Regions from separate parts of the Homo sapiens genome. Here region 2 is linked to region 1. The links are chromatin loops, found by intact Hi-C in ENCODE. Cell type or tissue: HCT116. All regions are shown on one strand. Links, peaks and the distances in the headings refer to the core of each region. The heading gives the core; the rest is flanking DNA.

What was found. Hi-C counts contacts between places; a loop is a spot of excess contacts. Peaks named below come from ENCODE experiments on the same cell type or tissue, not always from the same donor. Only the 100,000 strongest peaks of a DNase experiment are listed, where the experiment ranks them.
Region 2: it touches region 1 in a loop (5-fold over the local background); 5 of 110 quality-filtered maps call a loop at or near these places.

Annotation. Positions count from the first base shown.
Region 1 is chr9:72,030,225-72,035,602 of GRCh38, forward strand. LOC101927108 (a long non-coding RNA gene) reads left to right here. Exons shown (of 5, transcript XR_001746719.1): 2 at 5,180-5,295. Among named protein-coding and RNA genes, the nearest start is that of C9orf57, 28 kb to the right of the region's middle. In HCT116, for the core only: no CTCF peak of the experiment used is centred there; no DNase peak of the experiment used is centred there.
Region 2 is chr9:72,805,353-72,810,680 of GRCh38, forward strand. It overlaps TMC1 (transmembrane channel like 1), which reads left to right. Exons shown (of 24, transcript NM_138691.3): 18 at 30-158. Among named protein-coding and RNA genes, the nearest start is that of LINC01474, 66 kb to the right of the region's middle. In HCT116, for the core only: a CTCF peak has its summit at 2,964; a DNase peak (open chromatin) is centred at 2,959.

The DNA.
Region 1 (5,378 bases), core at 103-5,102:
TACTTACAGTGGAGGGAGTGGGAGGGAATAGGTGGGTGAGGTCCCTCAGGCCAAGGCCATGATAAGGAGCTGAGATTTTATTCCAAGGATAAAGGAGAGCCATTGAACAGGTGAGTGACTCAATATGATTTACATTTATAAAAACTATATTACTTATTTAATCCTCTAAACAAATAGTGGGGTAATTAGTACTTAAAGATAAAGAAAAGAAGATCCTGAAAATTTATGTGATGGATTCAAGGGTCACCTAGTAAGGGTCTGAGCAGAGCCTGAAAGCTGGATCTTCAAAGTCCCAAGGTGCTTTTTTTCCTGTATACCAGCCCAGAGCAAAGTAAGATTCATGGTAAGAATGAGAGATGGATGGGTTATTTTATTTGTAAATATTCTAAGTGCATGATAGAGTTGGAGTGCACATGTGGGTGTGTCCTGGAGAAACAGATTTCTTAGTGGATCTGTATATGCAGCAGGAATTCAGCTAGCTTTGGGGGTTAAGAGATAATGGTGACTACTGCAATAGCTCAAGCTTATGGAGAGCTTACTATGTGCCAGACACTGTTCTAAATGTTTTACAAACCAACCAACCAACCAACCAACTAACCAACCAACCAACCAACCAACCAAACCAATAAGCAAACAAAACGGTCTTTAAGAGAGCATTACAGGCAGAGGAAAGAACAAAGTTCCTGAGATAAAAAGAAGCTTGGTATGTCTGATGAATAGAAAGAGGTCAATGTACTTACAGCTGGAAGGTATTGTCATTATTCCAGCTTTACAGATAAGGAAACTGAGGCTTAGAGAGGTTAATAATTTGCCAAAGATTATACAACCAGTAAGTAGCAAGAACTCTAGAGCACACAATTTCAACCATATAATAGGCTGCTATTTATTAAGTGGCTCATGTACAGGAGTGCTATACAAATTATTTATGACCCAGCCGGACAATGTGCCCATTATTAGCCTCCTCATATGTTAGTTAATAGAATTTATACTCTTTAGAGAGTATAAATAACTTTCCCAAGGAGGCCAGGCGTGGTGGCCCACACCTGTAATCCCAGCACTTTGGGAGGCCGAGGCAGGCAGATCATGATCATGGTCAAGACCGAGACCATCCTGGCTAACAAGGTGAAACACTGTCTCTACTAAAAATAGAAAAAAAAAAATAGCTGGGCATGGTGGCAGTTGCCTGTAGTCCCAGCTACTCGGGAGGCTGAGGCAGGAGAATGGCGTGAACCTGGGAGGCGGAGCTTGCAGTGAGCTGAGATGGCACCACTGCACTTCAGCCTGGGTGACACAGTGAGATTCCATCTCAAAACAAAAACAAAAAGAAAAAAAACTGCCCCAAGGCTGCTCAGAGAGCTGGGAATCCAATCCAGATGGGCCCAGTGGCCAAATTCATGCTCTTTGCTTTACATTCTGCCACCTCTTAGGACCTTCAAAAAGATACTGTCTGGGCCAGGAGCAGTGGCTCATGCCTGTAATCCCAGCACTTTGGGAGGCCGAGGCAGGCAGATCACCTGAGGTCGGGAGTTCAAGACTAGCCTGACCAACATGGAGAAAACCCGTCTCTACTAAAAATACAAAATTAACCGGGCATGGTGGCACCTGCCTGTAATCCCAGCTACTCAGGAGGATAAGGCAGGAGAATTGCTTAAACCTAGGAGGTGGAGGTTCAGGTGAGCCAAGATTGTGCCATTGCACTCCAGCCTGGGCAACAAGAGTGAAACTCCGTCTCAAAAAAAAAAAAAAGAAAACAAAAAACAAGATCCTATCTATTAAATTGGACAAAATAGCAGGCCTTTTACCAACCCGAAGTGAAATGCCCAAACCTAAGGTCAGCAGCATCTTAGGTGTTCTTGTTATTAATCCACTAAAATGCTTAAATTGAAAAAATAAAAAAAAAAAGCAGCTCTGGAGTCTTGCCAAGAGGAGAGTTATAGCATTTAAGGGGCAGGACCCTTCCAGAGGACCATGGCCAAAGATGTGGTTTCAAAAGCCTAAAGCTACAATTTTCTCCACAAGGAAGAGATGGGTATAGTGGCAACCACTAGAGAACTGGGAAGGGATATGAATTTACCTCAGGGGGAACCTATCCCTGTACCCATAGCGTCAAACCTGTTAGCCAGCTAGTCTTGTGTTTTTCATATTTTCCCAATGATTTGATGCACTTAATACTTCTTGCCTTTCATAACGACCTCAAGGCAGGCATATAGTGACTTTGGTTTCTAACCAAGAGAATTTCATGATCATGTATGTATACAAATGCTTCATCTCTTTCTTCTATGAATACTATCACATTTCTCATTAGTCTTAAATAGTTCTTATGGTTGTTTTCCTTTTATCCTTTTCTTTTATTTTTTTAAATTTGAGACAGAGTCTCGTTCTTGTTGCCCAGGCTGGAGTGCAGTGGCGTAATCTTGGCTCACTACAACCTCCGCCTCCCTGCCTCAGCCTCCCGAATAGCTGGGATTACAGGCACCCACCACCATGCCTGGCCAATTTTTGCACTTTTAGGAGAGATGGGGTTTCACCATGTTGGCCAGGCTGGTCTCAAACTCCTGACCTCAACTGCTCCACTCACCTCTGCCTCCCAAAGTTCTGGGATTACAGGTGTGAGCCACCACACCTGGCCCTTATGACTGTTTTCTAACAGTCAAATCCTTCCAAATATATTATTAGTTGTAATTGTGTGTTGAAGAGAGTGTTTATAGTGACTACTGCCTGCTCATGTTGGATTTTTACTGTAGCATTTAATAACCATGAAATTAATATAGAAACAGCTGAAATATAGAAACACTGAAATCTTGAGTTCAGTGCCAAGATAATTGACATTTTAGACAATAAGGTTAAAGAATAAAAGACCTATTGAAATCTTAGTTAAATTGTTATCTATCTTTAATCTTGTGAAACATTCACTGAAAGTTTCTACTGCTGTTTTTCTGGGGCTTTTCAGTCTTATGAAAAGAACTGAAAAGAAACTTTAAAAAGGTCCATTTTATTGAATCCATGTAGTCAACAGGTCATGTGGCCGTGAGTAAATCTTAGACAACAAAACTTAAAACCTTCATGAATGTCTCTACTAAAAATACAAAAAATTAGCTGGGTGTGGTGGTGGGTGCCTGTAGTCCCAGCTAATCGGGAGGCTGAGGCAGGGAGGTGGAGTTTGCAGTGAGCCAAGATCGCGCCACTGCACTCCAGCCTGGGTGACAGAGTGAGACTCTGTCTCAAAAAAAAAAAAACAAAGAAAAAACCTTCATGAATATTATCTATAAGCATATGATTATGTAGGTCTTTTGGGTTAAAGAAAGGACTTGTGTCCAAGGGGCTGAAGACTCATGAGTTTTTACTATTTCTGTAGATTATTAATTAATATTGAAAGGCGACTTTGCCAAATGTAGCCTGCAAGTGAGGGGAGTTAATGGCCCTAAGGGATGTCCTCAACCAAATGCTCTGGCTGTCCACCTCCTAGACGGACAATTCTAGGAGGCATTTTGTACACTTTTCAAGAGGTGCCAGAGGAATCGAGATAGGAGGTAGGAGCAATCTTGCTGATGCACTTTTTTTTTTTTTTGACAGATAGTCTCCCGCTGTCACCCAGGCTGGAGTGCAGTGGTGCAATCTCAGCTCACTGCAACTTCTGCCTCCCAGGTTCAAGCAATTCTCATGCCTCAGCCTCCCCAGTAGCTGGGATTACAAGTGCGTTCCACCAAGCCCAGTTAATTTTTGTATTTTTAGTAGAGATGAGGTTTCACCATATTGGTCAGGCTGGTCTCAAACTCCTGACCTCAAGTAATCTGCCTGCCTCAGCCTCCCAAGGTGCTCAGATTACAGGTGTGAGCCACCGTGCCTGGTCTGACTCACTCCTTTTTTTTTTTTTTTTTTTGAGATGGACTCTTGCTGTGTCGCCCAGGCTGGAGTGCAGTGGTGCAATCTCGGCTCGCTGCAACCTCAGCTCGCTGCAACCTCAGCCTCCCAGGTTCAAGCGATTCTCCTGCCTCAGCCTCTCGAGTAGCTGGGAGTACAACCCAGCTAATTTTTGCATTTTTAGTAGAGACATGGTTTCACCATGTTGGACAGGCTGGTCTCCAACTCCTGACCTCGAGTGATCTGTCCATCTCGGCCTCCCAAAGTGCTGACATTACAGGCATGAGTCATTATGCCTGGCCAGGTCAGCCAACTATTAACTTAAGGGAATCTATAAGAGCCAGACAGCTTCCCTGGAAGCATATAAAGAGAATCTTGTCTCTTGCAGCTGTGGGACAGCCTGGGCTATAGATCAGGCCTAGGAATTAATAATAAGGTGACCAAGCTGCAAGAACAAGTGAATGTGTAGCCTCCACTTCTCTTCTGTGTTAGGCTGCCAGCTTGAAAAAGTTTGCATGGATGTGTCTGAGAACCTTGAACTTTTTGCTGTATTCCTTTGACCCCTCTTGGCTGGCAGAAATAACAGTTCTTACTAAAAGGGAAGAGCCTCCGTTTGCCTGAAGACCAAGAAAGACCTCACCTGAAGCGGTTGTGTCAAAAGATGGTGGTCAAAGGCTGGTGTGGTGGCTCAAGCTTGTAATCGCAGCACTTTGGGAGGCTGAGGCAGGAGGATTGCTTGAGCTCAGGAGTTTGAGACCAGCCTGGGTGCCATAGCAAGTCCTCATCTGTACTAAAAAAAAAAAAAAAAAAAAAAAAAATCGCTGGGCATGCTGGTGCATGCTTCTAGTCCCAGCTACTTGGGGGGCTGAGGTGGGAGGATCACTTGCCAGGAGGTTGAGACTGAAGTAAGCCATGATTGTACCACTGTGCTCCAGCCTGGGCAACAGAGGGAGACCCTGTCTCAAAAAAAAAATAATAATAATAATAATAGTAAATAAATAAATAAAATGAAAGATAATGGTTGTTCTCGTGATCTGACACTCTCAACCCCACCCTCCAGCTCATTGCCTCCAGACCAATAACTATGGTCAGGTCTCAGCATAACCCAAAAAGGAAGGTTTAATATCTGCTATAGTAGAAATAGGTATTCACCAAAATAACTACAGAACTTGGCATGCAAAATATGTACTGTCTGGAACCAGCGGAGCATGTGCAGGAATGGTTTTGAGAGTACTGGGTTAGGGGAGGGTGGAAGAGCAAAATATAAAGCTGATTAGGGGAGAGTGAAATAACACTGGAATGCTCTTTCATGATTCAGGATTAAATGTTCTAGCAAGGAAACATGAAGCTGGTCCAACGTGCTGCTGGGATGGCTCCTTGAAGCTTGAACATGATGACCTTCAGCAAAGGAGGTGGAGATGTACAGAGGAGGAGGTTAGTAGGCTCAGAGAAGACGGCGTGATAGAATGGATTTATTGCATAAGACTACTTATTGCCGACTAGGTTTTCAAAGAGGG
Region 2 (5,328 bases), core at 1-5,000, 780 kb after region 1:
GTGTTTTAATAGAGATAATATCTCAACAGGAGTTTGTGAGGCTGACAGTCTCTGATGTTCTGACCACCTACGTCACAATCCTCATTGGGGACTTTCTAAGGGCATGTTTTGTGAGGTTTTGCAATTATTGCTGGTGCTGGGACTTGGAGTATGGATATGTAAGTATGATGTTAATTTTGCTTTTTTTTTTTTTTAAATTTATTTATTTTTTATTGATAATTCTTGGGTGTTTCTCACAGAGGGGGATTTGGCAGGGTCATAGGACAATAGTGGAGGGAAGGTCAGCAGATAAACAAGTGAACAAAGGTCTCTGGTTTTCCTAGGCAGAGGACCCTGCGGCCTTCCGCAGTGTTTGTGTCCCTGGGTACTTGAGATTAGGGAGTGGTGATGACTCTTAAGGAGCATGCTGCCTTCAAGCATCTGTTTAACAAAGCACATCTTGCACCACCCTTAATCCATTTAACCCTGAGTGGACACAGCACATGTTTCAGAGAGCACAGGGTTGGGGGCAAGGTCACAGATCAACAGGATCCCACGGCAGAAGAAGTTTTCTTAGTACAGAACAAAATGAAAAGTCTCCCATGTCTACTTCTTTCTACACAGACACGGCAACCATCCGATTTCTCAATCTTTTCCCCACCTTTCCCGCCTTTCTATTCCACAAAGCCGCCATTGTCATCCGGGCCCATTCTCAATGAGCTGTTGGGCACACCTCCCAGACGGGGTGGTGGCCGGGCAGAGGGGCTCCTCACTTCCCAGTAGGGGCGGCCGGGCAGAGGCGCCCCTCACCTCCCGGGCGGGGCGGCTGGCCGGGCGGGGGGCTGACCCCCCACCTCCCCTCCCGGACGGGGCGGCTGGCCGGGCAGGGGGCTGACCACCCCACCTCCCTCCCGGATGGGGCGGCTGGCCGGGCAGAGGGGCTCCTCACTTCCCAGTAGGGGCAGCCGGGCAGAGGCGCCCCTCACCTCCTGGACGGGGCGGCTGGCCGGGTGGGGGGCTGACCCCCCCACCTCCCTCCCGGACGGGGCGGCTGGCCGGGCGGGGGGCTGACGCCCCCACCTCCCTCCCGGACGGGGTGGCTGCCGGGCGGAGACGCTCCTCAGTTCCCAGACTGGGTGGCTGCCGGGCGGAGAGGCTCCTCATTTCTCAGACGGGGCGGCTGCCGGGCGGAGGGGCTCCTCACTTCTCAGACGGGGCAGTTGCCGGGCAGAGGGTCTCCTCACTTCTCAGATGGGGCGGCCGGGCAGAGATGCTCCTCACCTCCCAGACGGGGTCGCAGCCGGGCAGAGGTGCTCCTCACATCCCAGATGATGGGCGGCCGGGCAGAGGCGCTCCTCACTTCCTAGATGTGATGGTGGCCGGGAAGAGGTGCTCCTCACTTCCTAGGTGGGATGGCGGCCGGGCGGAGACGCTCCTCACTTTCCAGACTGGGCAGCCAGGCAGAGGGGCTCCTCACATCCCAGACGATGGGCGGCCAGGCAGAGACGCTCCTCACTTCCCAGACGGGGTGGCAGCCGAGCAGAGGCTGCAATCTCGGCACTTTGGGAGGCCAAGGCAGGCGGCTGGGAGGTGGAGGTTGTAGCGAGCCGAGATCACGCCACTGCACTCCAGCCTGGGCACCATTGAGCACTGAGTGAACGAGACTCCGTCTGCAATCCCGGCACCTCGGGAGGCTGAGGCTGGCGGATCACTTGCGGTTTGGGGCTGGAGACTGGCCTGGCCAACACAGCGAAACCCCGTCTCCACCAAAACCAGTCAGGCGTGTCGGCGCGAGCCTGCAATCGCAGGCACTCGGCATGCTCAGTCAGGAGAATCAGGCAGGGAGGTTGCAGTGAGCCGAGATGGCAGCAGTACAGTCCAGCTTCGGCTCAGCATGAGAGGGAGACCGTGGAAAGAGAGGGAGAGGGAGACCATGGGGAGAGGGAGAGGGAGTAATTTTGCGCTTATAAGGTTTTTCCTTTGTAATTCGTCATTTACACACACTATATAAGAGAAAGGCATCATAGAGTTTAGTGGATGGGATCACCGTTTTAGGTGCAATAAATGAAGACCAATGAGTACATTTATAATGCAGAGAAGTTCAGACTCGAGTATCATGGTTTACAATATTCTAGTAAAATTAGCACAAGATAGCAAAAGCAATGGACCTCAACTTGTCAGCTGAAATGTTGAACTCAGTAAATCTTGGCCCTGTAGCCCACCTTCTCCCTATAAGTTTACTAGCATTTCTAGAAGCAGGGAAAGATGGCTAATATCAACTGCATATTCTATTTATGCCTTTGAATTCTACTAAACTCCTGGATACTATCATATGCCAGTCACTGTGCAGTAGATGGGGTGGATAAAAGGATTTGATAAATATGGTACTTGCTTCACAAAGTTCACAGTCTAATAAGAGCTCGAAAGAGACACACACAAGAGGCTGCAGAAGGTTCAAGGAAGGCCTAGTTTGCTGTCATGCATCTGGCAAGTGGTGGAGCTGAATTCTGGCAGGGGCGGCTTCTTTTCCTGAAACAATGGCTCAGGTCTCTCAGAACCACACTGGTGCTGACTCCATCACCAGCTTTCCTTCTATGGTCATCCTCAGGTCCCCCAACAAAGTCTGAGGGCAACAGCACACTCATCACCCTGTGATTAGCACATTGCCTGGTTTCCACTGTCCTCCTTTGAGTCAAACTGGTCTCAGTCATCCTGGAAAATATGACCTGGGGGGTTGGTAGTACTCATTTGCTTAAAATCTTCCAGTGGCTTCTCAAGTACTTAGAATGATTTCCAAATCCCTTTCTAGGCCTTCAGTACCCTGGATGATCTGCTCCTTTTCTTTCTCTCTCAAGTCATTTGCTACCTCTTTTGCTCTTGCTTTGTAAAGTTCACATGGGCTTCTTTTTATGCTCAAACATGGGCTGCTTTTTATGCTCAAACACAAGATGGTCCTTGCATTTGTAATTGCTGTTTCTCCCGCAAGGGGTGCTGTTGCCCTAGAGCTAGGAATGGCTGGTTTCTTCTTGTCATTAAAGACTCAGCTATTATGTTACCTCCTTAGTGCTCTTCTCTGACCACCTATTCTAATGTAGCCAATCAGGCACTGTTTATATCAACACACTGTTCTGTTTTCTTCATAAGATGTGCATCTATTTGACATTACTCTTGTAAAATGTACTCATGGTCTATCTCCCTCTGTTAGAAAGAATACTCTATGAAAATAGAGGCCCTGACCTCTCTTATTTGAACTGTGTGAGTCACGTAGCAGGCAGCATGTGTTGGCTGGCTGTTTGAATGTTGAACCTTCTCATTTTTGCACCATCAAGGCAGCACTGTCTATTGCCAGAACTCTGCCTCCTTCGAAGCATGTGCCCATGGAGTCTCAGTGTTTGTAATGTTTTTGAGTTATTGAGCCAGTAATGCTTCTCTCCTCACCAGTGAGGGAATATCCTTTATAGCTGATCTTCTATCTCTTTTATCTCCTGCCCTCTAGTCTCTGGATGAGTCCAACAGTTAGGACTGTTTTCAAGATTTCAGGCTAGATCTGTCTGGCTGTCTGACTTTGAGATGGTACCTTTTATAAGGTCGTCTCCATCACCCTCATTGAAAGTGCCTCCTCGGACTGGCCAAAAGCAGTTAGGTAATGCTCTTCGGTGAACGACAGTGAGGTAATGGCTACAGATACAGGATGCTCTTGTGTTGCTTTCCCATTCTTTGCTATGAGGTATTCAGCTGGCTTGGTTTCATTTCTATTTTCCTTACCTGATTCAGCTCCTCTGAGGCAGACATAAAAATTGCCATTTCTTCCTTAGACCATTGCTTGGCTTGTACTTACCTTTTATCCCTTGGCTGCCTTCTTCTTAAGTGGCAGAAAATCTGAGTGCAAATATGAAGTCAATATTACATGACCTGGATGCATAAAAGCTGTAATTAAATGACTGTAATTTATTATTTATTGACTGCTGACAGTGTTCCTGGGTTAGTAGAAAGTACAGGAAAAAAGACAAGTTCCTGTTTTAGGTCACAGAGAAGGAATTTTCTCCCACGTTACCTTTGGAAGGCTCAAAAAAGCTCTGTCAGAATCAAAACAAGTTTTAAAACATTAATGATGGATGACGAATCTTTGATGTAGATCCCATTGTCATTGACTTACCAAATGGATAGCTTACACGGGTGAGGGCCTACTAGGTGCAAGCCATTATGAACAAACTCTGTGCTAGGTGATAAAGGAATACAGGGATGTAGAAGATGTAGACTTACGTAGAGGTTGCAAATTTGGCCTGCAGGGTAGATTCAGCTAATGGATATTTTTGTTTGGTATGCCCAGTGGTGGTGTTTGTTTTTGTTTCATTTTTTATGAGCTAATATTTTAAAATGAGAGCTCTTACATAAAAACACATGGATTTATTGTTTTTCTTGAAAGGCTGGCAACATTAAATCTGTATTCCCACTAGGGAGAAATTGGCTGGAGTTGAGAAACCACTGCCATCTGCAGTTGGGATATTCATTCTCCAGTTCCTCATACTCTTCACCACTCTTTTCTCTTACAAGCTCCCGATATAAATAGAGAAATCAATTGTATGGCCCTTGAAGAGAAAGTGTGTGTGTGTTTGTGTGTGTGTGTGAGAGAGAGAGAGACAGGCGTGCATCAGTAGAAATGCAGACACAGAGGAGGAGACATTTGAACTAAGTCTTGAAGAATGATCAGGATTTCAAGAGATGAAAGAAAGAATTCCCGGTGGAGGGACAAGTGTAAGACAGAGCACCAGAGATAGATAGTGTGGGCAATCCAGGCATAGATTAAAAAAAAAAAAAAAAAAAACTAAAATGAGGCTGTTTTAGAGCAGAAAAGGCTAATAAGAATGTTTCTCTGCTATTCTCCTAGACCTGCTAATCAATAATATGGTTTCAGAAAGTACCTGTCATGAAGGGAAGGACAACCTGAGATAGGCAGAGGACATACTTGAGAATTCTGTCAGAAATAAAAGATAAAATCATGGTCCTTTCTACTGTATGCATGCATGTGCATGTATACACACACACAAAGCACATGATTTTTTTCTTCTGAATTCCAAAAATAATGCCAGTTTATTGTAGAAAATTTGGAAAATATAACAAAGCTAATATGAAAGTAAAAATCATAGGTAATCTCTGCCACTAATGAGATTAATTATTTGGATTGTTGAATCAAATAGTGTTAGATAACAAGTGCTACATATTTATATATAGTAACAGATTTTTATAAATATACACATATATACTTTTGTATACGTATATATGTGTGTAAACAGGTAGTAGAGTAGACTGGTTACTTGCTTTTATTTGTTTTACCTAACACTGATCATT